Linked DNA regions of Homo sapiens: all the other regions are linked to region 1. A link is a loop called in an ENCODE intact Hi-C map of the cell type or tissue named here. Cell type or tissue: PC-3. All regions are shown on one strand.

Evidence for each region. A loop is a pair of places that touch in the nucleus more often than their neighbours do. Peaks named below come from ENCODE experiments on the same cell type or tissue, not always from the same donor. Only the 100,000 strongest peaks of a DNase experiment are listed, where the experiment ranks them.
Region 2: a loop joins it to region 1, with 5 times the contacts of the local background. A loop is called at or near these places in 6 of 110 quality-filtered maps.
Region 3: a loop joins it to region 1, with 4 times the contacts of the local background. A loop is called at or near these places in 14 of 110 quality-filtered maps.
Region 4: a loop joins it to region 1, with 5 times the contacts of the local background. A loop is called at or near these places in 9 of 110 quality-filtered maps.
Region 5: it touches region 1 in a loop (11-fold over the local background); 8 of 110 quality-filtered maps call a loop at or near these places.
Region 6: it touches region 1 in a loop (5-fold over the local background); 8 of 110 quality-filtered maps call a loop at or near these places.
Region 7: it touches region 1 in a loop (8-fold over the local background); 7 of 110 quality-filtered maps call a loop at or near these places.

What each region holds. Positions count from the first base shown.
Region 1 is chr1:8,095,944-8,099,943 of GRCh38, forward strand. All of the region lies in intron 2 of ERRFI1-DT (ERRFI1 divergent transcript), which reads left to right. Among named protein-coding and RNA genes, the nearest start is that of ERRFI1-DT, 71 kb to the left of the region's middle. RefSeq lists enhancers at 738-1,937, 1,303-1,352. In PC-3, no CTCF peak of the experiment used is centred here; DNase peaks (open chromatin) are centred at 828 and 1,628; H3K4me3 peaks cover 1,220 bases; H3K27ac peaks cover 3,454 bases.
Region 2 is chr1:8,202,267-8,206,266 of GRCh38, forward strand. No RefSeq gene overlaps it. Among named protein-coding and RNA genes, the nearest start is that of LINC01714, 4.4 kb to the right of the region's middle. In PC-3, no CTCF peak of the experiment used is centred here; DNase peaks (open chromatin) are centred at 475 and 2,285; H3K27ac peaks cover 4,000 bases.
Region 3 is chr1:8,045,766-8,049,765 of GRCh38, forward strand. The region is part of intron 2 of ERRFI1-DT (ERRFI1 divergent transcript); the gene reads left to right. Among named protein-coding and RNA genes, the nearest start is that of ERRFI1-DT, 21 kb to the left of the region's middle. RefSeq lists an enhancer at 22-1,221. In PC-3, no CTCF peak of the experiment used is centred here; DNase peaks (open chromatin) are centred at 1,576 and 2,166; H3K4me3 peaks cover 949 bases; H3K27ac peaks cover 3,473 bases.
Region 4 is chr1:8,192,347-8,196,346 of GRCh38, forward strand. It overlaps the pseudogene EIF2S3P1. Among named protein-coding and RNA genes, the nearest start is that of LINC01714, 14 kb to the right of the region's middle. In PC-3, no CTCF peak of the experiment used is centred here; a DNase peak (open chromatin) is centred at 2,345; H3K4me3 peaks cover 320 bases; H3K27ac peaks cover 3,976 bases.
Region 5 is chr1:8,312,094-8,316,093 of GRCh38, forward strand. No RefSeq gene overlaps it. Among named protein-coding and RNA genes, the nearest start is that of SLC45A1, 4.0 kb to the right of the region's middle. RefSeq lists silencers at 2,282-2,331, 2,372-2,421. In PC-3, CTCF peaks have their summits at 2,396 (motif pointing left) and 3,905 (motif pointing left); a DNase peak (open chromatin) is centred at 2,378; H3K27ac peaks cover 1,615 bases.
Region 6 is chr1:8,172,622-8,176,621 of GRCh38, forward strand. No RefSeq gene overlaps it. Among named protein-coding and RNA genes, the nearest start is that of LINC01714, 34 kb to the right of the region's middle. RefSeq lists an enhancer at 435-965. In PC-3, no CTCF peak of the experiment used is centred here; no DNase peak of the experiment used is centred here; H3K27ac peaks cover 2,539 bases.
Region 7 is chr1:8,180,155-8,184,154 of GRCh38, forward strand. No RefSeq gene overlaps it. Among named protein-coding and RNA genes, the nearest start is that of LINC01714, 27 kb to the right of the region's middle. In PC-3, no CTCF peak of the experiment used is centred here; a DNase peak (open chromatin) is centred at 2,287; H3K27ac peaks cover 3,243 bases.

The sequences.
Region 1 (4,000 bases):
AGAATCCCTTCTTATACACCACTCCCACTTTGGGGTCTAATGAGGCTACCACATGAAATCTATCAAGCAAATCTGAGATTTTCAGGGCAAATTGAAAAATCCATAATGTTTACATGGTCTAGATAAATTGTTATTGTTTATTTATATTCCAATTTCCTAAGAACTGATAGTAAAACTATCCTTACATGAACATGAAGAAAATTTCCAACACTCCAATATTATTTGTATCTACCTGTACTATCTCCAAGCTTTCCAGTTGAAAAATATAAAATCTGTGTTACTATTGGCCTCTGTCCCTTATTCCTGGACCTGGGCGTTAGCCTAGAGTCGCTCTGAAGTTAATGATTAAAATCTTTGAGTGGACATTCTCCACCGTTTCTTGGAAGCATTCTTGAGTTACCCGTTAGTTTCCAGTCTTAAACAGAGAAATACAGATACCACCTATTGGTAATGGTTTTTAGATCATGAATCTCCTTGTGGGATTACTTTGGAACATCTCCCCGCTCTTTATCGGCAGGCCGGATGGTGAAGGTCACTTCATCCTTTATCAGATTGTTATTCAACCACAATCCTTCTTTCAAGGATTCAGAAATACACAGGTTTCTACTAAAAGAAACGTCCATATCTTTAACCAATGCCTGTTTCTAGCACATTTCTCTAAGCGTAATTCTTTTTATCATCCAGATTCTTATGATTCATTCAAAAGAAATTTAGAGCCAAATCTGGCTTTTAAGCAAATATTTCTAACAAACTGACCTATTTTAGTATCACTCACCATAAGGTTATTTCAGGATGGTGAATGACAATATGCCAATGAACAGCAGAGGCTACCTTTTTTGATTCCTAAACAACCAGATTTTGTGAGACTACGTTTTTCTTCAGTGATTCATAATCAGTTTTGCAATTTGAAAGCAGTTTATGAGTCATTCAGTTTATGAATTTGTTGTCACTTCCTTAGAAAAGGGCTCCCTTTCCTTATAGCTTTTCAAGTTTAATTCAGTCGCCTGAAAGCTTTCATTTAACCTCAGTTTTTTCTGCTCCATGAAGAAAAACGATGTTATATATCCATTTTACTGTTACTATCAGGTAAGAAGGCCTAGGGACTAGTGACATCAATTCCACGAGCCATCAGTGTCCTGGGCTTTTAATTCACAGAAGAATGGATAGTTGTAATGAAAAAAAAATCTTATAAAAATACCAGTCCTGTTTTCTAAGTTTTAAATACAGATTCTCTGTTTTTAGTTATCTTGTTTCTGCTTCCCAATGCAATAAACTCTAGCCACCTGCAGGACTGCTGGATATTCTGATCTCTCCCTAGGATGAAAGAGCCACTTTAACTGGAAATCTTTACAACAAAACACCCTCAACTATTCAAGGAAGAAATTCGGTAGACTTCCATGCACGAGGCCTTTGAGAAGAGAAAATAGGCCCTCGTTCAGGCCCAGACAGATCATTGACAGCGTTTTTGGATTCCTTTTTTGATCAGGAAATTAGATCAACATCCTTATAGGGAAAGGTTCATTTGGGGCACAGGTGGGGCTCTTTAGTTAAAGTGTCTACTTCTCAGTCCATATTAGGCAACAGGAACTGCCTGAAAGGCACTTATTTTTCATTCTGTGTCATTCAACCATAAATGACTCAGTTCTGATATTATTTACCAAGCTCCTGTTGAACTCATAGGAGAGGCAGCTGTGCAGCACTCGTAATGCTAATCTTAATATAGTCTCAGCAGGGTATGCAGTCAGTGAGAAGTAAGACGGGTCATTTTTCCTTAAGATCATATTAATTAACTAGCTGACTCATCTCCCAGGAACTGGATTGAGTCCTCAAAATGCTTCATTTCTAAAATCATGGAGGCTTAATCTAAGTAATTTTACTGTCATCTGGTAAAGCTTATTAAAGCTTAAGGGTTTTTTTTAAAAGGCACACTTGAAAACTTAGAGGATTAGAGAAACTAAGGTAATTTTAGTAGCAGCAATGAGTATTTCATTTTTAACATTTAAACATTAATCTGGCATTCTGAAAGGCCTGAGATCTTATTGCTTCTTAAAATAGGCTTTGTTTTTTAGAGCAGTTTTAGGTTCACAGCAAAATTGAATGGAGAGTTCCCATATACTCCCTGCCCACGCAGGCACAGACTCCCCACTGCCAGTGTGCTGTACCGTAGTGATAAATTTGCTGCAATTGATTAACTCGCATTGGCACATCAGTATCACCCGAAGTCCACAGTTTACATTAGAGTTCACTCTTGGTGTTGTACATTCTATGGATTTTGACAAATGGATAAAAACACTTATCTACCATTATAGTATCATACAGAATAGTTTCACCGTCTTAAAAATCCTCTGTGCTTACCCACTCAGATCTTATTTTTAGTTTCAAAGTTAATGATCTAAATATGAGAACTGAAATCTGCAAATTTAAAAAAGCACAAGAACCCAAGTGTTTAACTTAAAATCAATGGTTCTTAAAAATCATTAATATAATGTAAAAATACTAAATATTAAATTTCAACATTAATCTTGAGATTTAATTAATTCAAAACATATGTCTGAAATGTACCTTTGCAGTAGCCATGAAAAAAATGTGTTACCTAAGTAAATAGTTTAAGTGTCTGAGAAACTTTTGGCCAAGGGACTGCAGTCACTATTGCTAATTCCCTGCTATCTGGAACTTAGCTACAATTAAGCAAATAAACAACAACAACAAAGGACAGAAAAATCTCTGAAAAATCCCCCCAAATTAGGAAAATAAGCAACACAGTTCTTTTCTTTTCTTTTTTTTTTTTTTTTTTTTGAGATGGAGTCTCTCTCTGTCACCCAGGCCGGAGTGCAGTGGCATGGTCTTGGCTCACTGAAACCTCCACCTCCTGGGTTGAAGCAATTCTCCTGCCTCGGCCTCCAGAGTAGCTGGGATTACAGGCATGTGCCACCATGCCTGGCTAATTTTTTTGGTATTTTTAGTACAGACAGGGTTTCACCATATTGGCCAGGCTGGTCTCGAACTCCTGACCTTGTGATCCACCAGCCTCAGCCTCCTAAAGTGCTAGGATTACAGGCATGAGCCACTGCACCCGGCCCAGCAACACATTTCTAAATAATTCATGAGTCAAAGAAGAAATTACAATGGAAATTAGAAAATATTTGAACTGAATGAAAATGAAAACACAATTTATCTAAATTTGTGACATGCAGCTAAAGTGGTGCTTAGAGGAAAGTTTATAGCAGCATTAAATACATATATTGGAAAAAAAGAAAGGTCTAAAATTAATGATCTAATCTCCTACCTTAAGAGACTAAAAAAAGAAGAGCAAATTAAACCAAATATAAGCATAAATAAAGATAAGAGTGAAAACTAATGAAAGAGAAGATGATAAAACAATAGAGAAAAATCAGTAAAATCAATAGCTAGTACTTTGAAAAGATTAATAAAAGTTATACCCCCTAGCCAGACTGATCAAGAAAAAAAAAAAGAGGAAAAACACAAATTACCAAAATCAGGAATGAAAGGCCATCACCATAGATCCTACAGACATAAACAGATTATAAGGGGATATTTTGAATAAATTGATGCCAATAAATTTCAAAATTTAAAGGAAATAGAAAATTTCTTTGAAAGATAAAAATTACTAAAACTGATTTGAGAAGAAATAGAAAATCTTAGTAGCCTTATATCTATTAAGGAAATTATTATTAGTTACTATTATTATTTTGAGACAGATTCTCACTCTGTCACCCAGGCTGGAGTGCAGTGGCATGATCTCAGCTCACTGCAACCTCTGCCTCCTGGGTTCAAGCGATTCTCCTGCCTCAGCCTCCCAGGTAGCTGGAATTACAGGTGCCTGCTACCATGCCTGGCTAATTTTTGTATTTTTAGTAGAGACGGGGTTTTGCCATGTTGCCCATGCTGGTCTCAAACTCATGGCCTCAAGTGATCCCCCGCCTCGGCTTCCCAAAGTGCTGGGATTACAGGCATGAGCCACCACGCCCGGCCTATTAAA
Region 2 (4,000 bases), 110 kb after region 1:
TTACATGTGACGTCAGAAAGGCTCTGTAGACAGGAGGCGGGATGTGCGCCTGGCCAGCACCCCCCACCCCGCCTCCATGCGCAGTGATTACAGGCTGGATGGCACGTAGTGAGCCAGGCGAGGTCACCTTTGCACAAGCGGAGTGACTTTTCCCCCAATCTCATACCAGTCTGGCAGCATGTATGAAAAGAACGGTGAGAGAAGCTGTTTTATGCATTTCTAAAGGAAGCAGAGAAGTAAGAGCTTGGTATTTTTCAAATGGAACTCAAAGGTCTTTGCAGCCTGGGCTCGGCACTGGGCTGAGAGCCGTCAGAGGAGCTGCTGCAGGGGTGGCTGCCATTCCTCAACCCGATTCTATCGTTATTATTTACATTCTATGTCTTCTCTTTCAAGATTATTTTTTTGACATTTGCCTTCTGGCAGAGCTGGGACCAATGAGTGGGAGGTGGATTTTGGCGGAACACAGGAGGAATTCTCTTAGTCAGAGCCATCCAAAAATGGAAAGACCTGACTCAGAAGACAGCGTGTCCCCTGCCTGCATAAGGTCCTGGTGAGGTCCTGTCAAGGGTGCTCTGCCCTGTGCTTTGACAGGTGTGTGCGGAGATGAAAGGTAAATAGCCATTCTTGAGCGTGTCCTCTGTGCCAGACACTGTTTTAGGTACTTTTACGTGAACTAACACATTTAACCTACAAACAACCCTATGAGACAGGAACTATTATTGCCTATTATTACCCTCGTCTTACAGATGAGGAAACTGAGGCACAAAGAAGTTTAGTAACCCGCCCAGGTCACAGGGCTGGTATTCTAGGGAGGCAGGACTCAGCCCCAGGTGGCCTAGTGGCCTTGCTCCTACCTTGACCACCAGTGAAGTTGATCCTCTCATCAGCTGACCGGGCACAGTGACCAGCTGTTCTGTGCTAAAAGGAGTTTAGAAGGCAGCTGACTCAGCCCAAAATGTGGGGTTAGAAGTCAAGAAGGCTTTTAGACAGGGAACATCAGTCAACGAGTAACAGAGGCTAGGCTTGAACTCTCTGAAAGGAAGCCTGGGGGTGCCTGGCACACATCCCGTCCCGCCGCAGGCGCAGGTGGAACCAGGGAGTTTGGGGCCCGCCACTCCTGGGCTCAGCATGCAGTTAGCTCCGCACCCCCTTGCACCCCAGGTCTACGAGTTGGCTTTTTGCTTAGTTCATTCAAGTGAGTCTCCGACTTCTCCTCCAGTTTCAGGAATCTGTCCCAGATTTCTCCCTGGGCTGAGTTCTTGCCTTGGTCACCTGCCCAGGACTGCAGTTTCTCTGATACCACCTCAGGGGAGGGGCAGGACCTAGACCCTCAGAATCTGGCCTTGAAGCCTGGATACATCTGGGGAGCTGCTCACGCTTCTCAGCTGCATTTGCCTTGGTTGAGGATGGGAAGAAGATGCCTCCTTCCAAAGATTGCCGTGAAGATGGCGATGCGATAATGTGAAATCGCTGTGCGCGCGGCTGGACTCTATCAATCATGGTTGTCTTCCCACCTTTGCCACAGACTGAAGGTCCCTTCCTGAGCTCAGCCTGTTGGCATTCAGTCCCTGGGGCTGAACCTGGGCGAGCCAGGTGCCTCCTGCAAAAAGAGACAGTTCAACAAAGTGCAAGGAGGAAAGCTCTTCTGTACCACCATGCCCTGTGGAGGGTACCGTGTGCAAGGACTATCAGAGAGGTTCAGGACTGCCCTTCGGTTGAGCTCAGTGACTCTTTGTTCTTTGTTTTGTTTTGTTTAGTTTTTTGAGACAGGGTCTCACTCTTGCCCAGGCTACAGTGCAGTGGTGTGATCTCGGCTCACTGCAACCTCTGCCTCCCAGGTTCAAGCCATTCTCCTGTCTCAGTCTCCTGAGTAGCTGGGATTACAGGCATGCGCTACAACACTTGGCTAATTTTTGTATTTTTAGTAGAGACGGGGTTTCGCCATATTGACCAGGCTGGTCTCGAACTCCTGACCTCAGGTGATCCGCCCACCTCGGCCTCCCAAAGTGCTGGGATTACAGGCATGAGCCACCAGGCCTGGCCTCAGCGACTCTTTGAACCAGCGTCTGAGTCAGGAAACAAGGGTACCACTAGGCTCCAGGACCTGCTCTGTCTGTAAAATGAGAAGCAACTAGAATATCCCTAAAACTCCTCTTAGCTATAAAATGTTCTGATTCATGACCAAGGGAAGAAAGAAAATGTGTATGTAACCAAATAAAAATACTTTCTGATGTGAGCCAAGGAAGGGGACAGAAGTATTTGGCTTCCTCATTCAGCCCCACCCTATAGAAAGTTCTGGCTCTGGCATGAAGACACACTGGTCTGGTTTCCTCTCGCTTTTATTTCACAAGAGCCCCCAAATATGACATTTACGAATGCTCTGATAGTAGATCCTATTCAGGTGATTGGCCTGGAGGCTGAAACTTTACACAACAGCTTCCCCTGGGGCCTGGCAATCTTAAGGATTGGTGAAACTTTCAGCTAAGAGTAAAGAGCTTCTCACGTGGTTCTCATGGTGATGTTTTCCTTGCAACGGTTCTATAAAATGGGTTAAAATAATTTTTATGATCTTGCACTTGGGAAAACCAATAGACACAAAGGTTTAGTTATTTTTCCACAATGTGTGAATATGGGAAAAGTGGAAGAAGTTTTGATCCCAGAATTGGCTAGCTCCTTCTCAACAAGCAAACCCTGGGATCTTTTCCAATCACATCTTTGATGAGAAGAAAGTGGCTTCTTGCTCTCCAACAAATATTTGCCCCCAGATTCCTGCACCTACTGTACAATTAGAGAAAATTCCTGAGGGCTGAAGTCGAAGCTTCTGTCTTCTGTCTTCCTGTCAAGGTATCTTGGACCTCTGGCCAAACACTCAGATTAAAAGAGGAAATATCTTCATGGCTAATTTCTTTTTTTTTTTTTTTTTTTGACATGGAGTCTCACTCTACCACCAAGGCGGGAGTGCAGTGGTGTGATCTCAGCTCACTGCGACCTCCACCTCCGGGGTTCAAGCGATTCTCCTGCCTCAGCCTTTCGAGTAGCTGGGATTACAGGCGCCCGCCACCACGCCCGGCTAATTTTGTGTATTTTTAGTAGAGACGGGGTTTCACCGTGTTAGCCAGGATGGTCTCAATCTCCTGACCTCGTGATCCACCCACCTCGGCCTCCCAAAGTGCTGGGATTACAGACGTGAACCACTGTGCCCAGACTTTTTTTTTTTTGAGACAGACTCTCACTCCTGTCGCCCAGGCTGGAGTGTATTGGCGTGATCTCAGCTCACTGCAACCTCTGCCTCTGGGGTTCAAGTGATTCTCCTGCCTCGCCCTCCCAAGTAGCTGGGATTACAGGTGCACACCGCCAAACCCAGCTAATTTTTTTTGTATTTTAGTAGTGATGGGGGTGCATTTTACTGTGTTGCCCAGGTTGGTCGCGAACTCCTGAGCTCAGGCTATCGGCCAGCCTCAGCCTCCCAAAGTGCTGGCATTACAGGCGTGAGCCACCACACCCAGCTGACATTCTGAAACAGAATTTCTGAAATCCCAACTCTTCTCTACCCTAAAAGACAGTTCTGCCCAGTGGGGCCCAGTGAGTCGTCTCAGAGCATTGGGTCCTGGTATGAAACGAGACAAAGCAGCCTCTGTCACACCCTTACCATGAAGGATCGTTCATCCGATTGGAGGGCAACAGAGGGAAATGTTGACATCCTCAATTTCATCAGAATCCTTTTCCAAAGACACAAATAAGACGTCTTAAATATGGAAAATATGCATCATGATGTTGAAATCTCACAACTAAACATCATTTCCGGTCCTGTGTGTTTACTAAGTTTATATTCCCAATTTTAAAACTACCGATCAATTCTTTTTTTTTTTTTAGATGGAGTCTCACTCTGTCGTGTCGCGATCTGGGCTCACTGCAACCCAGATTCGGTTCAAGCCGATTCTCCTGCCTCAGCCTCCTGAGTAGCTGGGATTACAGGCACCCACCACCATGCCTGGCTACT
Region 3 (4,000 bases), 50 kb before region 1:
TGAGGCCAGGCGCAGTGGCTCACGCCTGTAATCTCAGCACTTTGGGAGGCCGAGGCAGGCGGATCACCTGAGGTCGGGAGTTCAAGACCAGCCTGACCAAGATGGAGAAACTCCGTCTCTACTAAAAACAGAAAATTAGCTGGGAGTAGTGGCACATGCCTATAATCCCAGCTACTTGGGAGGCTGAGGCAGGAGAATCGCTAGAACCCGGGAGGCGGAGGTTGCGGTGAGCTGAGATCGCGCCATTGCACTCCAGCCTGGGCAATAAGAGCGAAACTCTGTCTCAAAAAAAAAAAAAAAAAGAAAGTTTAGTAAAGTGAATCTGAATGATTTATTTGTACAGAAAGAATGAATTTCCTCTTAGTCATACATCCGACACCCACACGATACCTTGTCATTTTCAGAAGAAATCTGATGCCCAATTAGTGTGTTTTAATTTAGCCAGTGATTTTCCATCTGGCTCTAATGTGTATTCTGGAGGGTGGACTAATATGGAGTTCAATGGTTTGTTAGGTTTTGAGATGGAGTTATTGGCTACAAAGAACATTTCACAGAAGCAGGACTTCATAGATTCTGAGTTTTTCCCCTTGTTTTGGTTAGTTGCAGGATGAATGGGGACAGAAGAAGCAGATGCTACTTATTTTGCGATTACATGCCTTAATATAAATAGTTTAAAATGAGGAAAAACCTTTACAAAAATAGATGACAGAGCAAACTGTTTTCTTGTCTAGCGAAATTTCTGGCAAATAGGTAAATGCTTTGTTATTCTAGGATATAAGTCACAGATTTTAGATAAGCATATTTTGCACAAATAACAAGTTCTCTTTTTAAAAGTTTTAGGCCGGGCGTGGTGGCGCATGCCTGTAATGCCAGCACTTTGGGCGGCCGAGGTGGGCGGATCACTTGAGGCCAGGAGTTGAGACTATCCTGGCCAACATGGTGAAACCCCGTTTCTACTAAAAATACAAAAATTAGCAGTATGGTGGCGCACTCACGTAGTCCCAGCTACTCGGGAGGCTGAGCAAAAGAATTGCTTGAACCCAGGAGATGAAGGTTGCAGTGAGCCGAGATCGCGCCATTGCACTGCAGCCTGGGTGACACAGAGACTGTCTCAAACAAGAAACAAAAAACAAAAAACAAACAAAAAAAAGTTTTGTCATTTTTGCAGATACATACACAGAGAGAGAGAGAAAGAGATCGATCTTGTCAACTTTTAAGACTTCCCTGTGTTGAGTACATTCATATACTAATATTGAAATTAATGATTAAATTCAACCCACAGAAAAATCTAAGACTAAATAAGCCTATTATAAAATTGAAGTTTTCAGTAAGGGTGTTGATTCCTATTATAAAAATAGAGGAGATTCCAGAAGTAAGGGCTCCTGGACAAAATATTCTGTTTTCCATTTTGTGGAATGGATTGTTTCAGTCCATTTCCAACAGGTTCGCATTCTGTTTTCATGTTAGGTTTTCTGACCTTCAGTGGTTTTGTTTTCATGTACTTGAGCATATGGTCCCAGACAGCTGACATTGTTCATGTCCTTTACTTCCCTAAGAATTACACAACCTTCCCAGGCTTTCTCATCTCCAGCAGTTTTGTCACATTGCTGAGTAACGTCCACCCTTGGTAATCTCTTAACATTATTTCCATTCTGTATGTAGACAACAAATTAGCATTTATGACCTAGGTTTTCTGTTTTTCATGAAGGTATCAGACAATCTCAAATGTCTGTGGAATGTTACGCTTGACTAGGAAGGTGTAAATTGTTTCTTTTGATAGTTCTTAATTTCAAATGATTATGAATTCATTATTTTTAATGAGAGAAAGGTGATTGTATACCTGCAAAACTTTTAAACATCGACCTTTGGTAAAACACAATTCCAATTGTGTTTAATCATGACTACTTAGATACAACTGAACAAGCCCCAGGCACAGAAGTTACGACTAAAACATTCAGCCCTTCCAGGAACAGAACCAGAAATTTCTCCATATGTCTGTAGACGCTGAACTTCAGGATGTCTGTGAATATTTTCTGTGTTCCACTGTCCCCTCAAGTTTGTTTCCCAGCCATGGAAAATGCCCATGAGAAAGAGTTGTGCAATTGCTAACTGTTAGTCACTTTATATTTCCTGTATCCCCTATTTAATTTCCCTGGTAGCTGGCAATAACATCTAGGATTTAAGTTGCTGAAGGGTATTTGGGAAAACCCACATAAATGTCTAAGATGAGGTTTGGCAAGCAATGAATCTTGGTGACATAACAATATTATAACTAGAGATTTCATCAGACAGAGGAGACAGGAAATCCCTGACACTGCCAAACACCCACTTAAACTCATTTGAGTCCGAGGACCATCGTTTGTTAAAAATGGATTTTACACAGTTTTTAATTTGATGAGGCTGCTGAAATAAAAATTTGGACCTGAATTTTAGATGCAATGAGATTTCTCAAAGGGACTTTGGGAAAAAAGAAAAGAAAGAAAAGAAAAAAAGAACTTATGTAAAGTTCCCGTAAGGAGAGCAACAGCTGCTATGGAATAGCCAAGCCCTGCTCCACCAGGAAGGGGCCTGAGCTTTGGCAAGGATACACTTAGCCTGACCAATCCAGAGACTCAGCCTCCACTACCAGTGGGATGACGGATTTCCCAGTCGTACTTTTCTCACACCCAAGAACCTAATGGACATAATTTTAAGTTTAAGGCAGCATTATCTATGGGCACAAAAATAATTAGAAAGGATAAATAAGATCTAGTACTTGATAGCACAACAGGGTGACTACAGTCAATAATAATTTAATTCTACAGTTTAAAATAACTAAAGACCCCCTCCCATGCCATTACCTTCAGACTTCTCAACCCCTCCCTGCAAAAAAGAAAAAATAATAACTAAAAGAGTATAATTGGATTGTTTGTAACACAAAGGATAAACGCTTGAGGTGATGAATACCTCATTTACCCTGATGTGATTATTACACACTGTAGGCCTGTACCAAAATTTTTCATGTACCCCATAAATATATATACCTACTATGTACCCACAAAAATTAAAAATTAAAAAAATACAGCAGTATCTAAATGGAGGTATTATAGTTATCTTTTCCACTGTGAATTCACTGGTCTGAATTTTATCCCAGCCTAGATATTGTTTAATAGTTTGTAAGTTTTAACTGCTTCAAGGTAATTTTTGTTCATGTTTTGTTTTCACTGTAGTCTTGCTCAACACATATGATCAGATTCTGTTCTAGAATTTGTTAACTTTTTATTAGAGGGGCATGTACACTTGAAATCTATTGTCCTATTCTTTACTTTTCTCAAGCTATGCCTGCCAATTCTTTTTTGTTTGTTTGATTTTTTTTGTTTGTTTGTTTTTATTATACTTTAAGTTCTAGGGTACATGTGCACAATGTGCAGGTTTGTTACCTATGTATACGTGTGCCATGTTGGTGTGCTGCACCCATTAACTCGTCATTTACATTAGGTATATCTCCTAATGCTATCCCTCCCCCCTTCCCCCACCCCATGACAGGCCCCGGTGTGTGATGTTCCCCACCCTGTGTCCAAGTGTTCTCATTGTTCAGTTCCCACCTATGAGTGGGAACATGCGGCGTTTGGTTTTCTGTCCTTGTGATAGTTTGCTCAGAATGATGTTTTCCAGCTTCATCCATGTCCCTACAAAGGACATGAACTCATCCTTTTTTATGGCTGCATAGTATTCCATGGTGTATATGTGCCACATTTTCTTAATTGAGTCTATCATTGATGGACATTTGGGTTGGTTCCAAGTCTTTGCTATTGTGAATAGTGCCACAATAAACATACGTGTGCATGTATCTTTATAGCAGCATGATTTATAATCCTTTGAGTATATACCCAGTAATGGGATGGCTGGGTCAAATGGTATTTCCAGTTCTAGATCCTTGAGGTATCGCCACACTGTCTTCCACAGTGGTTGAACTAGTTTACAGTCCCACCAACAGTGTAAAAGTGTTCCTATTTCTCCA
Region 4 (4,000 bases), 96 kb after region 1:
AAACCCCCGTCTCTACTAAAAATACAAAAATTAGCCGGGCTTGGGTGGCGGGCGCCTGTAATCCCAGCTACTCGGGAGGCTGAGGCAGGAGAATCGTTTGAACCCGGGAGGCGGAGGCAGTGAGCCGAGATCGTGCCCCTGCACTCCAGTCTAGGCGACAAGAGCAAGACTCTGTCTCAAAAAAAGAAAAATAAAAAAAAGGAGAGACAAAAAGGCAGCAGCTGTCTGAGAACTAAGTGCTCACACGGAACATAGGATCTCTATCCACAGAAGAAAGAGTTAGTGCAGTCAAGGCTGATGTGGGTAAAATAGTTCTCACTAATTCTGTGTACACAGAAGTAGAAGAAAATATTGCTTTTAGCCAAAGGGTTGAGAAACACGGGCGTTTCATTGGTTCAAGTCAGCTAGAAGAGGACTGACCATCAAGCTGATGGTCAGTTAAATAATATATTGGGTTGACGTCAGAATTTTTCTTATCAACCTAGGGGTATATTTTCAAAGCAATAATGGGGAATAAATTTCACAGCTCATTACTTTAGTAGAAACTGTTAGGTTATTCTCATATTTTGTGATAAAAATTTAACCTCTGCTGGGTGTGGTGGCTCACGCCTGTAATCCCAGCACTTTGGGAGGCCAAAGCAAGTGGATCACCTGAGGTCAGGAGTTCGAGACCAGCCTGACCAACATGGTGAAACCCCATCTTTATTAAAACTACAAAACTTAGCCAGGCATGGAGGCGCCTGTAATCCCAGCTATTAGGGAGGCTGAGGCAGGAGAATCACTTGAACCTGGGAGGCAGAGGTTGCAATGAGCTGAGATCGTGCCATTGCACTCCAGCTTGGGCAACAGAGTAAGACTGTCAAAAAAAAAAAAAAAATTAACCTCTACTAGTAAATAGTAAGGTCCATAATAAATGTCAAAGTTGACATACTGGTAGATTTAATCTACACTTGAGCAGAAATCGATCATTGCTAAATAGTTTCACATTTGTCAATCAGTGCAAGTTTGTAATGAAACTGCCTGTTACAACCAGCCTTTGCTGTAGCATAAACACCAGTGAGCCTGTTTGAAATAAAGTTTTTCTTCTTATTAAAAAAAAAAAAAAATCTGGAGCCTGGGCAAGGTGGCTCACCCCTGTAATCGCAACACTTTGGGAGGCTGAGGTGGGCGGATCGCCTGAGGTCAGGAGTTTGAGACCATCCTGGCCAACATGGTGAAACTCCATCTCTACTAAAAATACAAAAATTAGCCAGGCGTGGTTGTGTGTGCCTGTGGTCCCAGCTGCTCAGAAGGCTGAGGCAGGAGAATCACTTGAACCTGGGAGGTGGAGGTTGCAGTGAGCTGAGATCGTGCCACTGCACTCCAGCCTGGGTGACAGAGTGAGACCTGTCTTGAAAAAATAAATAAAATAAATAAATAAATAAATAAATAAACTGAAAAATAAAGTTAATGTTGACTATTTATGGTATGTAACATGATGTCACTGTTCTTAGTTTATATTTTATAACTCAAAAATCTCACCGTACTGGAAAGCTGTCTGTAGTGATATACTTCCCTCCTTGCTCACATTCCCAAGTTTGCACAGTGATTGATGGGAAAGGCAAAGCTGATCATAAATCATAGTTTGAACACCCCTCTAGGACCAAGACACTTTTCTCTCCCCTGGATCCGTGAGTTGCCAGTAGATGTCCTGATTTCGAAAGGGACCAGAGAAGAACTTGTGAATTAACAAGAAAAATGCATTGCACCTGGACAAACAACTCAACGCAGATGGCCTATAGAAGGGTCGGCCATGTTACGTTCCTATAGAGAGGCTAAACCATTGTTCAGAAAGCTCAGATGAACTGTTTACCATCTCCCCTGAGAATCAGACAAGAGGAAACTGGTTAAAATCACAACAGGAAGTTTACATTATAGTTTTTTAAAGTCTGCTGACAGTGAGTGGTCCTGGATAATATTATTGTGGTTCTGGGAGGATATAAATGCTTTGGTACCTATCCCCTGATGACAGAGAGGCTCTAGCACGTACATCTTGTGTGGGCTCGAAGAGTGCTTTTAAGTTCAAAACTTCAAATAGATGGAAGAGAGAGATCCAAACCTCCATGAAACCTGTTTAGGAACCTGCATCTCAGATGGAAACTCGAACGACAACAGATACCTGAATATTTGCCTAAGCAAACTTGGCTACAGCATTCTGCCCATGCTTGGTGCTGCTTCTCCAAAAGGCGACTCTGGCGTGTGTTGGGCGTTACATCATTCTCTCCTTCAGGGGCTTAAATGATGAAATATCAAGAGAGGGAATTAAATATATGGGATTGGGGGCTGTGAGACATTTAGCGACGATGACCTTACTCAAGATGACATAAGGAAGCTTATTCACCCCGCCCTTCCTTGTTTGAACAGTGACTCGGCCATGAGACTTGTTTTTAAAGCAACTAGAAATAGAATCTATCACTGTTTGCTATGATATCAAAAATGCGTGTCTTGGGCTGGGAAGTAGGAATACAACAAGGGAGTATGCTTTAAACCAGGCTGGAGTTTTGGAACATTTGCAGAAATAAATGTATATTCCAAAAGCAATGTCATCCTTTTTAGAACCCTTTCTTTGGGAAACATTAAAATACAGGACCACCCAGAATGAGCCTTGAGTACCTCGGGTTCAGAGAGCTTCCTGGGTGAACATAAAGGCTGTTGCCTCTGCCCTCAGGGCACGTCCGAGGAGGAACCCTAAATAGCTTAGGGTCCCAATCCTGTCCTTTTATTCCCATCTAATGTCAACATAAGGTAAGCATGAGGATTTCTTTTGGTATAACTGAATTACTCAGAAATCAGGAAAAACCAGTGAATCGATTAGGTATCAATTGAACTCCTGCTGCTACATATCTGTATCCAACCATGTGTAAGGCACCATGGGGGATCCAGAGGGACCCAGGACAGGATTCGTGCCTGCCTCCAAGGACTTTGATACAGCTAGAAGAGAAGAAAGGGACTTGAGCTCAGTGGCTCTGCTTGTAATCCCAGCACTTTGATAGGGTGAGGCGGGCAGATCACTAGAGGTCAGGAGTTCGAGACCAGCCTGGCCAATATGGTGAAACCCCGTCTCTACTAAAAATACAAAAATCAAAGCTGGGTGCGGTGGCTCACGCCTGTAATCCCAGCACATTGGGAGGCCAAGGCGGGTGGATCACCGAGGTCAAAAGTTCAAGACCAGGCTGGCCAACATGGTGAAACCCCATCTCTACTAAAAATACAAAAATTAGCTGGGCATGGTGGCACACACCTATAATCCCAGCTACTTGGGAGGCTAAGGCAGGAGAATCACTTGAACCTGAGAGATGGAGGTTGCAGTGAGTCAAGATCTCACCACTGCACTCCAGAGCGAGACTCCATTTCAATAAATAAATAAATAAACAAATAAATAGGCCGGGCGCGGTGGCTCACGCGTGTAATCCTAGCACTTTGGGAGGCCGAGATGGGTGGATCACGAGATCAGGAGTTTGAGGCCAGCCTGACCAACATGGTGAAATGTTGGTCTCTACTAAAAATACAAAAATTAGCCGGGCGTGGTGGCGTGCTCCTATAGTCCCAGCTATTCTTGAGGCTGAGGCAGGAGAATTGCTTGAATCCAGGAGGCGGAAGTTGCAGTGAGCAGAGATAACGCCACTGCACTCCAGCCTGAGTGACAGAGAGAGACTCTGTCTCAAAAAAAATAAAATAAAATAAAAAATAAAAAATAAGCAAATAAATAAAATAAAGAAAAAGACTTGTGAGAAAGAATCAGAAAGGAGAGAACGATGAATGGGAATATATTCTTAAGTAGCAGGAGAGCAGCGTGTCACAGGAAAATCAGACTGGCTGTAAATGTCCACGAATCTAAGGACCGTGGATGGGGGGGTCACATTGCCCGCGCAGGAGGCCACTGCAGGAATTCCAGTTTCTAGAGGTTTCTGGGAGCCTGCAGGAATGGTGAGGGACCTGGGCAAAATAGGGTTGGCTAGGA
Region 5 (4,000 bases), 220 kb after region 1:
TTTAATAATCCATGATGTTAAGATCAAAGATTAAAATAATTTGAAATGTTCATGCTTTTATTAGTTGCATAATGAGTAGTTAAGTGTTTAGAAAGTTCTGGTTAGTCGATTCAGAATTTTAATAAATTGAACAAACAGATAAAACACAAAAGCCACTCGAACTTTAAAGATCCCGGCCACATATTGTCTGGCAGTTGCTTCTTTCCAGACCCAAGCAGATGTTGGCTGGGACTTCTCTATGGATGTTGGGTGTTGACTGTTCTCACAGGTGAACTGTAAATAGAAGCAGAGGGGGGGCTCTCAGGCATGGGGCAGCAGGCTGAGCCTCAGAGGACCTTGGGCTTCTCTAGTGGCTGCCTCTGCCTGGTTCCTGGAGCTGTCCCGATAAGGTTGCCAAGTGGAGCAAATCAGAATACAGAATGCCAAATGTTGCCTGGAACATGCTGAGCATAAAAATTACTCTCTGTTTATCTGAAATTCAAATTTAACTGGGTATTTGTATTTTATTTGGCAACTGTGTGACCCAATGAGGCTTTACCCAGCCCACGAACAGGGAGGCTGCAGCTGCCTGGGTGCCAACCATGCCTGGATTCTACCACCTTAGTTCTAGAACCTCGGCGGCCCAACACCCTTTGGCTCCAGCATTGCCCAACGTCTAGACCCTGGGTTCATGCTCTGGCTCAGCTCAGAGGGCAACCATGACCCTGTAGGTTCTAATTCCCCCTTGCCCCAGTTCTTCCAGAAGACCTAAAGTCCAGGGTTTGCTTCCACAAGTACGTTATGAGAAGGACATACGTTTGGAAATCAGAATTCATTTTCCTGCAGAAATGGTTCAATGGAGTTTCACCGGCATGCCCAGGGCAGCCCAGGACAATCTGTTTTATCCCACAGTGTGCCCGTGTGTGCCCGGGTAAATCGCGCAACTTCAACCGATCCTACTCCACGTACAGTAAATAAGCATGTGGGTGTCAGTGCTCGGCCTCTGCCAGGTGTTGCAGGAGGTGCCAAAAAAGAATTGGATGGCCCTGTCCTCTGGAGTTTGCAATGTGTTGTCATTACAGGACTGTAATTTTGTGACTTTCTTCATATGGACACAAAATGTCTGGATTCTAACTCAGAGTTTCAGGGTGGCTGCTGGGCTCCCATCAGGAGGAGGCGTGGCAATAGGAATAGCGTGTGTGTGTGTGTGTGCACATATCTGAGAGTATGAGAGTGTGTGTGTGTGCACATGTGTGCATGTATGTGCACATATCTGAGAGCATGTGTGCACATATGTGTGCATGCTTGTGTGTGTGTATGAGTCTAGATCATGTCAGAGCCACAGAGGCTATCTGAAGAGAGGGAAGCAATATTGACTGCAGGTCGCTAATAATTCATTAACTCCAGATAACATAAGAGAATGCACTTCGTGTTTTTTTGTTTTTTTTTTTTCACAAGATCTCTTGCCCAGGCTGGAGTGCAGTGGCACAGTCTCAGCTCACTGCAGCTTCGACTTCCCCGGCTCAGGTGATCTTCCCACCTCAGCCCCCTAAGTAGCTGGAACTACCTACAGGTGCACGCCACCACGCCTGGCTAATTCTTTGTATTTTTAGCAGAGAAAGGCTTTCACTGTGTTGCCCAGGCTGGTCTTGAACTCCTAGGCTTGAGCCATCTGTCTGACTCAGTCTCCCCAAGTGCTGGGATTCCAGGTGTGAGCCACCATGCCCGGCCGAGAATGCACCTTTCTCTATGTTTGCACAGCACACACTTTGTACACACAGGTACACACGCACACCCATGTCTGTCACTGCTCAGATCTGAATTGGGAGCCACAAGCTGTCCACGTTGTAAGTCAGGGAATGGGATGGGCAGGGGTGGTAGAGACAATGGGACGGCACAGTCCCTTGAGGAGGCTGAGGACTGAGAACATGACCAAGGGGATTCGGATGCCATCTCTGAATCCCACCTCCCGCCCGCACCAGAGGACGGTAGATGCTGTATAAATAATCGCTGCACGAATGGAGGAATGACCACAAGGCCTGGGAGGCTCTCCCGCTCCAACCTTGCCTGTGTCATGACCCCACTCCATCCAAGTCTCAGGCTTCTGGATAGAAAAGAAATGGTGGAGATAATGCCCATTCCTGAAGCTATGATGACTACATGAGGTTAAAATACGGAAACACCTTAACACAGTGACTAGCACGAGATCTGTTATCACAAATAACGTTATTCATAAAAATTCACTTGGCTTCATGCTTTGCAGAAAAAGTGTGTTCACAAAGTAGAAAGAAAAATCCAGCCTTAGAACCAAGAATCTTTACAAGGTCAGGAAAAGCTTCTCCCTTTCCCCACCTCCTGCTCCGAGGTTTTCCTGCTGCCTCCCGGGAAAGGTGGGACTCTTCCACCACCTTGTGGACACCCAGGGATGGCAGGTGAGCAGGCTTCCACCGCCTCACACCAGCTCTCCTCTGCACTGTTGGAGCCTATTATTCTGGGTCCGACTGGGTCTCTCTAGGCTCACACTGTGCATGTCCTGTCTCCATCCTCTGTTCCTTTCTGGGCTGGGGCAGTGGATGGGGCTCCTGTGTCCTCCTGGCTGCCTGCCGGTCCCCGTGTACGTGGCAGGGCTGCAGCAGTCCCCTGTTTTCCTTAGATCCTGGCGTGGAGTTGGTGTGGCTCCTGCTTCCCTGGGGCCCTGGCTGGCCCCGTAGACCCCTCCAGGTCTCTCTGCCAAAGTCCCCCCACCCAGCCACCTGGCCCAACTGTCCTTCCCACAGTGAGGCTGAGGGTCCCCCCACCCCACGTCATGTCCCAGCCCCACGGGGCCATTGCAGCTTCAGCTCTGCATCCAGGCACTGAATGGGAGCCACAAGAGCCTCACAGGGCAAATTAGAGCCCCCACTGTTCTGATCCCCCAGCCGGGCTGCGGCCGCTGTGTTGGTGTACGGGGGCTCTGCCCAGAGCAAACTCTGCCACGACAGGGCTGAGGCGCAGGGAGAAAGGAGCTGGGATGCACCCCAAGCACCTTCCTCCCCCTCACTCTCCCTCCTCCCTCTGCCATCCTTCCCCCACACCCAGGACCGGAAGGGCGAGCGTCTCTTGTCTTTCCTGCATGTTCTGTCAGCCCCTTCCACTCTGGCCCCCAGTCTAGACCTATTGTCGAGACAGGAGAAATCTTGTCTGCCCCCAGGGAGAAACACTGCTCTCTGCCCTGAACTTGGAGGGGCTAAAAAGCAAAAGCTCTAGCCTTAGAAGGTTCTCACTTTGGAAGTTTAAAAAAGGTCAAAGGAATTTTCAAAATCCCTTTCTTTCTCAACAATGCTTAGATTTCAAACCTCTTCTCTTGTTGCAAAATCCCGTTGTGAACATCAGAACCTCGAGATGATCTTTAAGTTTTCTCAGCATTCCCCATCTTCTCTCCCCTCTGCAAGCAGCTAAAAGTTACAGAAGCAGTTGAAGCCAGCAACTCCCCACCCCCATCTCCTCCTCTCCTGGGGACAGGGGCCCCATCTCTCAGCCCTGTTGTGGGTTGGGTGTGGCCGGTGTGGCTGTGTGGCAGGGTCCTAGCCAATGGGATTCGAGTGGAACGTGGGCCTCCTGCACACCTGGCCCCGTGGGCAGGCACCACCTGGGCTCCTCCCTCAGTGCACCAGGGCAGAGCAAGATGGAGGCAACCGGGATCCCTGAATGGCTTCACAGAGGTCCCCACCCATCAGGCACACTTCTGCCAACCTCATGTGGAAGTAAGCTTCTATTGCATTAAGTCCCTGAGGTGCTGAAGCTCATCAGTTGATGGCAGGCCACTTGCATGCAAAATAGAAAAGGACATCGGTATTTTTTTCAAGCTGTTACCCTGTTATAGAGATAAAAGAAGCCAGAACCAGCCCCCTCCAGTGGCTCCTTCTCTTCAGCCTGGGCAGGATCTGTTGAAATTCCCATGGTGTCCTCTGGGGCCCTCTGCCCTGCGCCTCTCCCTGGCAGTGCGAGGTCCACAGTTCACCTGCAATTAGCTCCCATGTGC
Region 6 (4,000 bases), 77 kb after region 1:
ATTTATTATTTATTTATTTATTTTGAGACAGGGTTGAGCTCTGTTGCTCAGGCTGGAGCACAATGGCCCAATCACAGCTCACTGCAGCCTTGAACTCCTGGGCTCAAGTGATCCTCCCACCTCAGCCTTCCTAAATGCTGGGATTACAGGCGAGCACCACCACTTTTTTTACTTTTTTTTTTTTTTTTTTTTTTTGAGACAGGTCTCACTTTGTCACTCAGGCAGTAGTGCAGTGGCACAATCTCAGATCACTGCAACCTCCACCTCCTGGGCTCAAGAGATTCTCCTGAATCAGCCCCCAAAAGTAGCTGGAACTACAGGCATGCAACCACCACGCCCAGCCAATTTTTGTGTGTTTTTTTGTAGAGATGGGGTGTTCCCATATTGCCCAGGCTGGTTTCAAACTCCTGAGCTTAGGCAATCTGCCCACCTTGGCCTCCCATAGTGCTAGGATTACAGGCATGAGCCACTGGGCCTGACCAGCCTTTTAGTTTTTATGATTGCTTACTTTAACCAAAATTTTTAGTTAACCAACCAACTGCAAATCCTAATTGTAGTGAATCTTTTTTTTTTTTGAGATGGAGTCTCGGTCTGTTGCCCAGGCTGGAGTGCAATGGCGTGATCTCAGCTCCCTGCAACCTCCGCCTTCCAGGTTCAGGCGATTCTCCTGCCTCAGCCTCCCGAGCAGCTCAGATTGCAGGCACATGGCACCACGCCCAGCTAATTTTTTTTTTTTTTTTTTGAGACGGAGCCTCACTCTGTCACCCAGGCTGGAGTGCAGTGGCACAATCTCGGCTCACTGCAAGCTCCGCCTCCCAGGTTCACACCATTCTCCTTCCTCAGCCTCCTGAGTAGCTGGGACTACGGGCGCCTGCCACCACGCCTGGCTAATTTTTTGTATTTTCAGTGCAGACGGGGTTTCACCATGTTAGCCAGGATGGTCTCCATCTCCTGACCTCGTGATCCGCCGGCCTCAGCCTCCCAAGGTGCTGGAATTACAGGCGTGAGCCACCGCGCCCGGCCAATTTTTGTGTTTTTAATAGAGACAGGGTTTCACCATGTTGGCCAGGCTGGTCTCGAACTCCTGACCTCAAGTGATCCGCCCACCTCAGCCTCCCAAATTGCTGGGATTACAGGCGTGAGCCACCGTGCCCGGCTGTGCTGGATTTTAGGACTCTACTGTTCTTAAATATTTTGTTGCAAATCACAACATTCACTAATTCCACACGCTTATCAAAACTGGTAGTATTTTTTGAGCCAGTTCCATGCAAATGTCCTCATCCTGCACACATACGTGCACATACTCATATTAACAAACATAACTGAAAATTCAACCCCATAAACTTGGCATATAAATTTAGTTCAAGTACAACCAGAGGAAAAAAAAACAGATCTGATTTTTAGATATTCTGCTTAACCAATCATACAATTCAGTCAGAGTGGCCGGGCATGGTGGCTCATGCCTGTAATCCCAGAACTTTGGGAGGCTGAGGCAAGCAGATCACTTGAGTCCAGGAGTTCAAGACCAGCCTGGCCAACATGGTGAAACCCTGTCTCTACTAAAAATATAAAAATTAGCCAGGCACGGTGCTGCAAGCCTGTAATCCCAGCTACTTGGGAGGGTGAGGCAGGAAAATCGCTAGAACCTGGGAGGCAGGGTTGCCATGAGCCAAGATCGTGCCACTACACTCCAGCCTGGGTGACAGAGCGAGACTCCATCTCAAAAAAAAAAAAAAAAGAATTCAGTCAGAGTAGCATACATGTAGCAACCAACTACTGTACAAACTATACCAATACTTGGCTCTCTGAGAGATGCCAAAAAGCAGTATTTTGCCTGATCCATGTGCTCAACAAAGTTAATCTTGTTGGCAACATTAGGCCTCAATGCCAGAAACAAGAATGACGTCAGGGAGGCTAACAGCAAGTGCTTCCCAAGGGCCTCGCCCTGCCGAGCCTCTGTGTGCTTGCCAACACCAGGGGTGGTGTTCTATCTGGGATGTCTGCTGCCAGTTTGTCTGTAAAAATCTTCTCTCTCTTTCAAGTATCACTTCTTGCACGAATCTAAATTTTCCTTGTCCTTAGGTGACCACTTGCTTTCCAAGTTTTTAAAAATATATCTTCTGATATTTACAAAATATTGAATGTAACATATATGTTAATAATTAACTAACATCTGTTAATAAAAGTATAATAATAATAAATCCTTAAACCCAGCAAGCAAACCAATAGCTAGAACATCACTAATAACTTTATCTACCTATGGGACCCCTCCTTCTCCCTATCTACTTCCCCTCTAAGGGCAAGATGGTAACACCCTGTTCCTATGCCTGTAGTCCCAGGTACTCAGGATGCTGACGTGGGAGGATCATTTGAGCCCAGCAGGGCGAGGCTGCAGTGAGCCGAGATTGCATCACTGCACTCCAGTGTGGGCGACAGAGTGAGGACCCTGGCTCAAAGAAAAAAAATATGGGAGGACTGGGTGCAGTGGCTCATGCCTGTAACCCCAGCACTTTGGGAGGCTGAGGCAGGCAGATCACCTTCTCTGCTAAAAATACAAAAATTAGTCGGGTGTGGTGTCATGCACCTGTAATCCCAGCTACTTGGGAGGCTGAGGCAGGAGAATTGCTTGAACCCAGAAGGTGGAGGTTGCAGTGAGCCAAGATCATGCCACCACACTCCAGCCTGGGCGATACAGCGAGACTCTGTCTCAAAAAAAAAAAAAAAAATTTAAAGCCTGGGTTTTGTGGCTCCCACCTATAATCCCAGGACTTTGGGAGGCTGAGGCAGATGGATCTCTTGAGCCCAGGAGTTTGAGACCAGCCTGGGTAACATAGAGTGACCCTGTCTCTAGAAAAAAATACAAAAAACTTGTCTGAGTGTGGTGGCGTGTGCCTGTAGTCCCAGCTAACTCAGGAGGCTGAGGTGGGAGGATCACCTGAGCCCAGGAGGTCGAGGCATGGTGGGGCCACTGCACTTCAGCCTGGACAATAGAGCAAGACCTTACCTCAGAACAACCCAAACAAACGAAAAACCTTTGTGTTATCATGTTATAAAAAACCTTTGTGTTATCATTTTATTATGTTACATAATTTCTTTCCAAATGCTGTTTTTTATTAAGTATCATTTAGATACAAAAAAATGCATAGATTTTAAGCATATAGTTTGATGAGTTTGGAAAAATGTTTACACCTATGGAACCACTACTCCATTGAAAATATGTATCAGCGGGGCGCGGTGGCTCGCACCTGTAATCCCAGCACTTTTCCCAGGCAGGCAGACCACGAGGTCAGGAGTTCGAGACCAGCCTGGCCAACATAGTAAAACCCTGTCTTTACTAAAAATTACAAAAATTAGCTGGATGTGGTGGCACCCACCTGTAGTCCCAACTACTCAGGAGGCTGAGGCAGGAGAATCGCTTGAACCCAGGAGGCAGAGGTTGCAGTGAGCCAAGATGGCACCATTGCACTGCAGCCTGGGTGACAGAGCAAGACTCTGTCTCAAAAATATATATATATCATTTCAGGCTGGGTGCAGTGGCTCACACCTGTAATCCCAGCACTTTGGGGAGCCAAGGTGAAAGGATCACTTGAGCCCAGGAGTTCAAGACAGGCTGGGCAACACAGTGAAACTTCATCTCTACTAAAAATTAAAAAAAAAAATTAGCCAGGCCTGGTGGTGCACACCTGTGGCCCCAGCTACCAAGAAGGCTGAAGTGGAAGGTTCACTTGAGCCTGGGAGATGGAGACTGCAGTGAGCCGTGACCATGCCTCTGCACTCACTCCAGCCTAGGTGACAAAGCAAGACCCTGTCAAAAAAAAAAATTTCCATCACCCCAGAAAGTCCTCTGTATCCCTGTCAATCAACACCCTCTCCTCTGCCAGAGGCAACCACCATTCTGCTTTCTGTCTCCATAAATTCGTTTTGCCTGTTTTAGAATTTCATATAAATGGAATCACACAATATTTACTGTTTTGTGTCTAGTTTTTGTTGTTTTTCACCA
Region 7 (4,000 bases), 84 kb after region 1:
TAAATAATATTTTAAAAATTATTGTTCTGAGTATTTCTAGATTTGTATGATTTGAGCCATGATTTAGAATTCTGTTTTTAAATTTCAATACACAAGAACTTCATAATTTATCTTTTTTGCTATTGACTTCTACTTAATCACATTTTGTTTAAAAAATGTGATGGATGTGATACTAATTTTTTGAAATTTGTTGAGATGTGCTTTATGACCTCAGATCTGATTAATTTTTGTAACCATTCCATGTGTCCTTAAGAAGAATGGGCCGGGCACAGTGGCTCATGATTATAATCCCAGGACTTTGGGAGGCCGAGACAGGCAGATCACGAGGTCAGGAGATCGAGACCATCCTGGCTAACATGGTGAAACCCCGTCTCTACTAAAAATACAAAAATTAGCCAGGCATGGTGGCGGGCATGTGTAATCCTAGCTACTCGGAAGGCTGAGGCAGGAGAATCACTGGAACACGGGAGGCGGAGGTTGCAGTGAGCCGAGATTGTGCCACGGCACTCCAGCCTGGGCGACAGAGCGAAACTCCATCTCAAAAAAAAAAAAAAAGAAGAATGGATATTCTCTAATGATTGCTTTTAGAGTTTTACATATGTTCATTACATCAAAGTAGTTAATCAAATTTTTCAAATATATTTATTTATTCTTTTTTTTTTTTTTTGAGATGGAGTCTTGCTCTTGTCATCCAGGCTGGAGTGCAATGGCATGATCTAAGCCTTCTGAGTAGCCAGGATTACAGGTGCCTGCCACTATACTCGGCTAATTTTTTTGTATTTTTAGTAGAGATGGGGTTTCACCTTATTGGCCAGGCTGGTCTTGAACTCCTGACCTCTGGTGATCCACCCGCCTCAGCCTCCCGAAGTGCTGGGATTACAGGCATGAGCCACTGTGCCCGGCCTATTTATTGATTCTTTTTTGCTGCTTGACCTACTGATTATTGAGAAAAAAAATTGGTGGATTTGTCCATTTCTATTACTTTTTTTTTTTTTTTTTAAGACAGATTCTCACTCTGTTGCCCAGGCTGGAGTGCAGTGGCACGATCTCGGCTCACCGCAGCCTCCACCTCCTGGTGAGGTGAAAGTTTGCCAGCTGGAACCTTCCAGCAATTCTCCTGCCTCAGCCTCCCAGGTAGCTGGGATTACAGGCATGCACCACCACACTTGGCTAATTTTTGCATTTTTAGTAGAGGTGGGGTTTCACCATGTTGGCCAGGCTGGTCTCGAACTCCTGACCTCAGGTGATCTGCCAGCCTCAGCCTCCCAAAGTGCTAGTATTACAGGTGTGAGCCACCGTGCCCGACCTCTATTACTTTTTTATGTATATGGTGTGAGACATTTTTATTAGGTGCATATACATTTAGAATTATTATGTCTTCTTGGTGACACGAAAATTTCATTTTCATATAGGAACCTTTTCTGTCTTAGAGTCCTTGTGTGTGTGTCATACTGATGTAGTTATGCCAGTTCTCTTTTGTTTAATATATTTTTGGTGTCTTTTCCCCACCTTTTGCTTTCAACTTTTCCATGTCCTTTTGCTTTAGATGGCTCCCTAACAGGGTTTATCCAAGGATGATAATGTCTGCTTTTTAACTCAATGAGTTTGACCCATTTATATTTTGGGGGACGATGAATACTGTGATACGTAAGTTTCCAACATCTCACTGTAGGGGATACTGGAAAGTATGAGCGTCAAGATCATGTATCTTTTCCAGGAATCAAAGCACGTAGTGTGGCAATTCAGATATGTTGGTTGCCTTGACTCTTCTTCAACAGAATTAACAGTTTTGGATCTTGAGAAAATGTTATTTTCTGGCTAAGTATAGGGGTAAAATGAAATCTTTGGGAAATTAGTGAATTCTCATGATTTCTCAAAGCTTTTCTTGGGTAACTCCAAGAGGCAGCCTGGTGGAGTGAAAGCATGGACTCCAGTGCCCCATTCTCTAGCTGCGTGATTTGGAGTAAATTCCTTATCTCAGTGACTCTGTGTCTCCATCTTGAAATTGAGAATAATCACACCGGCCTGAGATTTTTTTACCATGTGAATGGAAGCACGTGGCACATAGCAGGGACTGAATGAATGTGCCCATGTCCGCTCTCCCTCCTCTTTCTAGGGCTGCGGCCTTGGTGATGTCAAGAACATTTTGTAAATATTACAAGTAAGATAAGGCATTGTGACTATTACTCGTTAAAATCACTTTGTTTCCTGACTTAGGTGATTCACTGCAACCCAGAGAAAGTTTTGTGTTGTGTTCTGGCTGGCGAAACTTCTGCAAACAACGAATGCTTCTTTTCATCAGCCTATTCTGCGTTGGTTGGTAGGATGTCAGTCTATAACCACATCAATTTCAGGTAATAACAAGTGTGTGAGCTTTCTGAAGCTTTTTGTTTACTTATTTGTTTTAGGGTTGTTCAAGTGTGACTCATGTAGTAGCACTGCATTCTTGAGAATTCACAGAGATCGAAACACAGATATGAAACAGGGCCAGAAAGAATAAGGCGTTCCCAATATATGAGAGTAAAAAAAAAGCACAAGAAAGCGAAAGCATTCAATGTCTGCATCCTGTATAGATGAGAAACTTAGCAGTATCCTCTTTTCTTTTTGGACCAATCATATGCTGATAAAACAGGGTCTCGCTGCTTTCCCCCCATTTTTAACATCTTCAAACATTCTGAGAGCCTACGGGAATAGAGGCAAACAGGTTTGATGTGACTGGTCATTTGGCCAAAGGTATTTTACTCTGCGCTCAGCATTTTGTTTCGTTCATGCTCTCTAGCAGTTTGGAATCTAAAAAGGAAAGATTAGATAGAGGAAGTGTGAAAATGCATACGCAATGTGGGAAACCAGGCCATGAACTTGAGTTTTTAAATGCATGGTATAAGGCCGGGCTCAGTGGCTCACGCCTGTAATCCCAGTACTTTGGGAGGCCGAGGTGGGCGGATCACCTGAGGTCAGGAGTTCGAGACCAGCCTGTCCAACATGGTGAAACCCCGTCTCTACTAAAAATACAAAAATTAGCCGGGCATGGTGGCAGGCGCCTGTAATCCCAGCTACTCGTGAGGCTGAGACAGGAGAATCGCTTGAACCTGGGAGGCAGAGGTTGCAGTGAGCCGAGATCGTGCCATTGCACTCCAGCTTGGGGGACAAGAGCAAGACTTCGTCTCAAATAAATAAATAAATAAGTGCATGGTATGGTTTGGCTAAGTTGGAAACCATGGGATAATCTGGAATGGTTTATTAGAGAGGCTAATGGTGGGGAGGTAGGTACCCAGAACCTTGGGCTAGAGATGACTGACCCTTTCTGGCTGTGTGATCTTGGGCAAACTGCTTCACTTCTCTGTGCCTCAATGTCCTCCATCATGAAGAGAGAATATAGGGTGCCTTCATTGTAGGGTAGTTGTAAGGATGAAAGGAGTTGGTATATATAAAGTACCTATCTCAGTCTAGGGCTTCTCAGCCAGCATGCAGGGTATATGGGCTTCAAATGGATGAAAAAGGTGCTGATCCCAGGTACCTGGCTGTGAGCATCCTCATCTGCTTACCCCAGAGGAGTGTCTCCCCCAAAACATTGCATTTTCTTTTCTTTTCTTTTTTTTTTTTTTGAGACAGAGTTTCCCTCTTGTCTCCCAGGCTGGAGTGCAATGTACAATCTTGGCTCACTGCAACCTCCATCTCCCAGGTTCAAGTGATTCTCCTGCCTCAGCCTCCCAAGTAGCGGGGATTACAGGTGTCCACCACCATGCCTGGCTAATTTTTTGTATTTTTAGTAGAGATGGGGTTTTGCCATGTTGTCCAGGCTGGTCTCAAGCTCCTGACCTCAGGTGATCTACCTGCCTCAGCCTCCCAAAGTGCTAGGATTACAGGTGTGAGCCATCACGCCCAGCCAAACACTGCATTTTCTATGAAGGCCATGATATGACAGAGCTCGGAGGGCACTACCAGGCCCGATTCTCTGGGCCTGAGGGTGCGGCTGTCTCGGCAGTCGACTGTATTGATG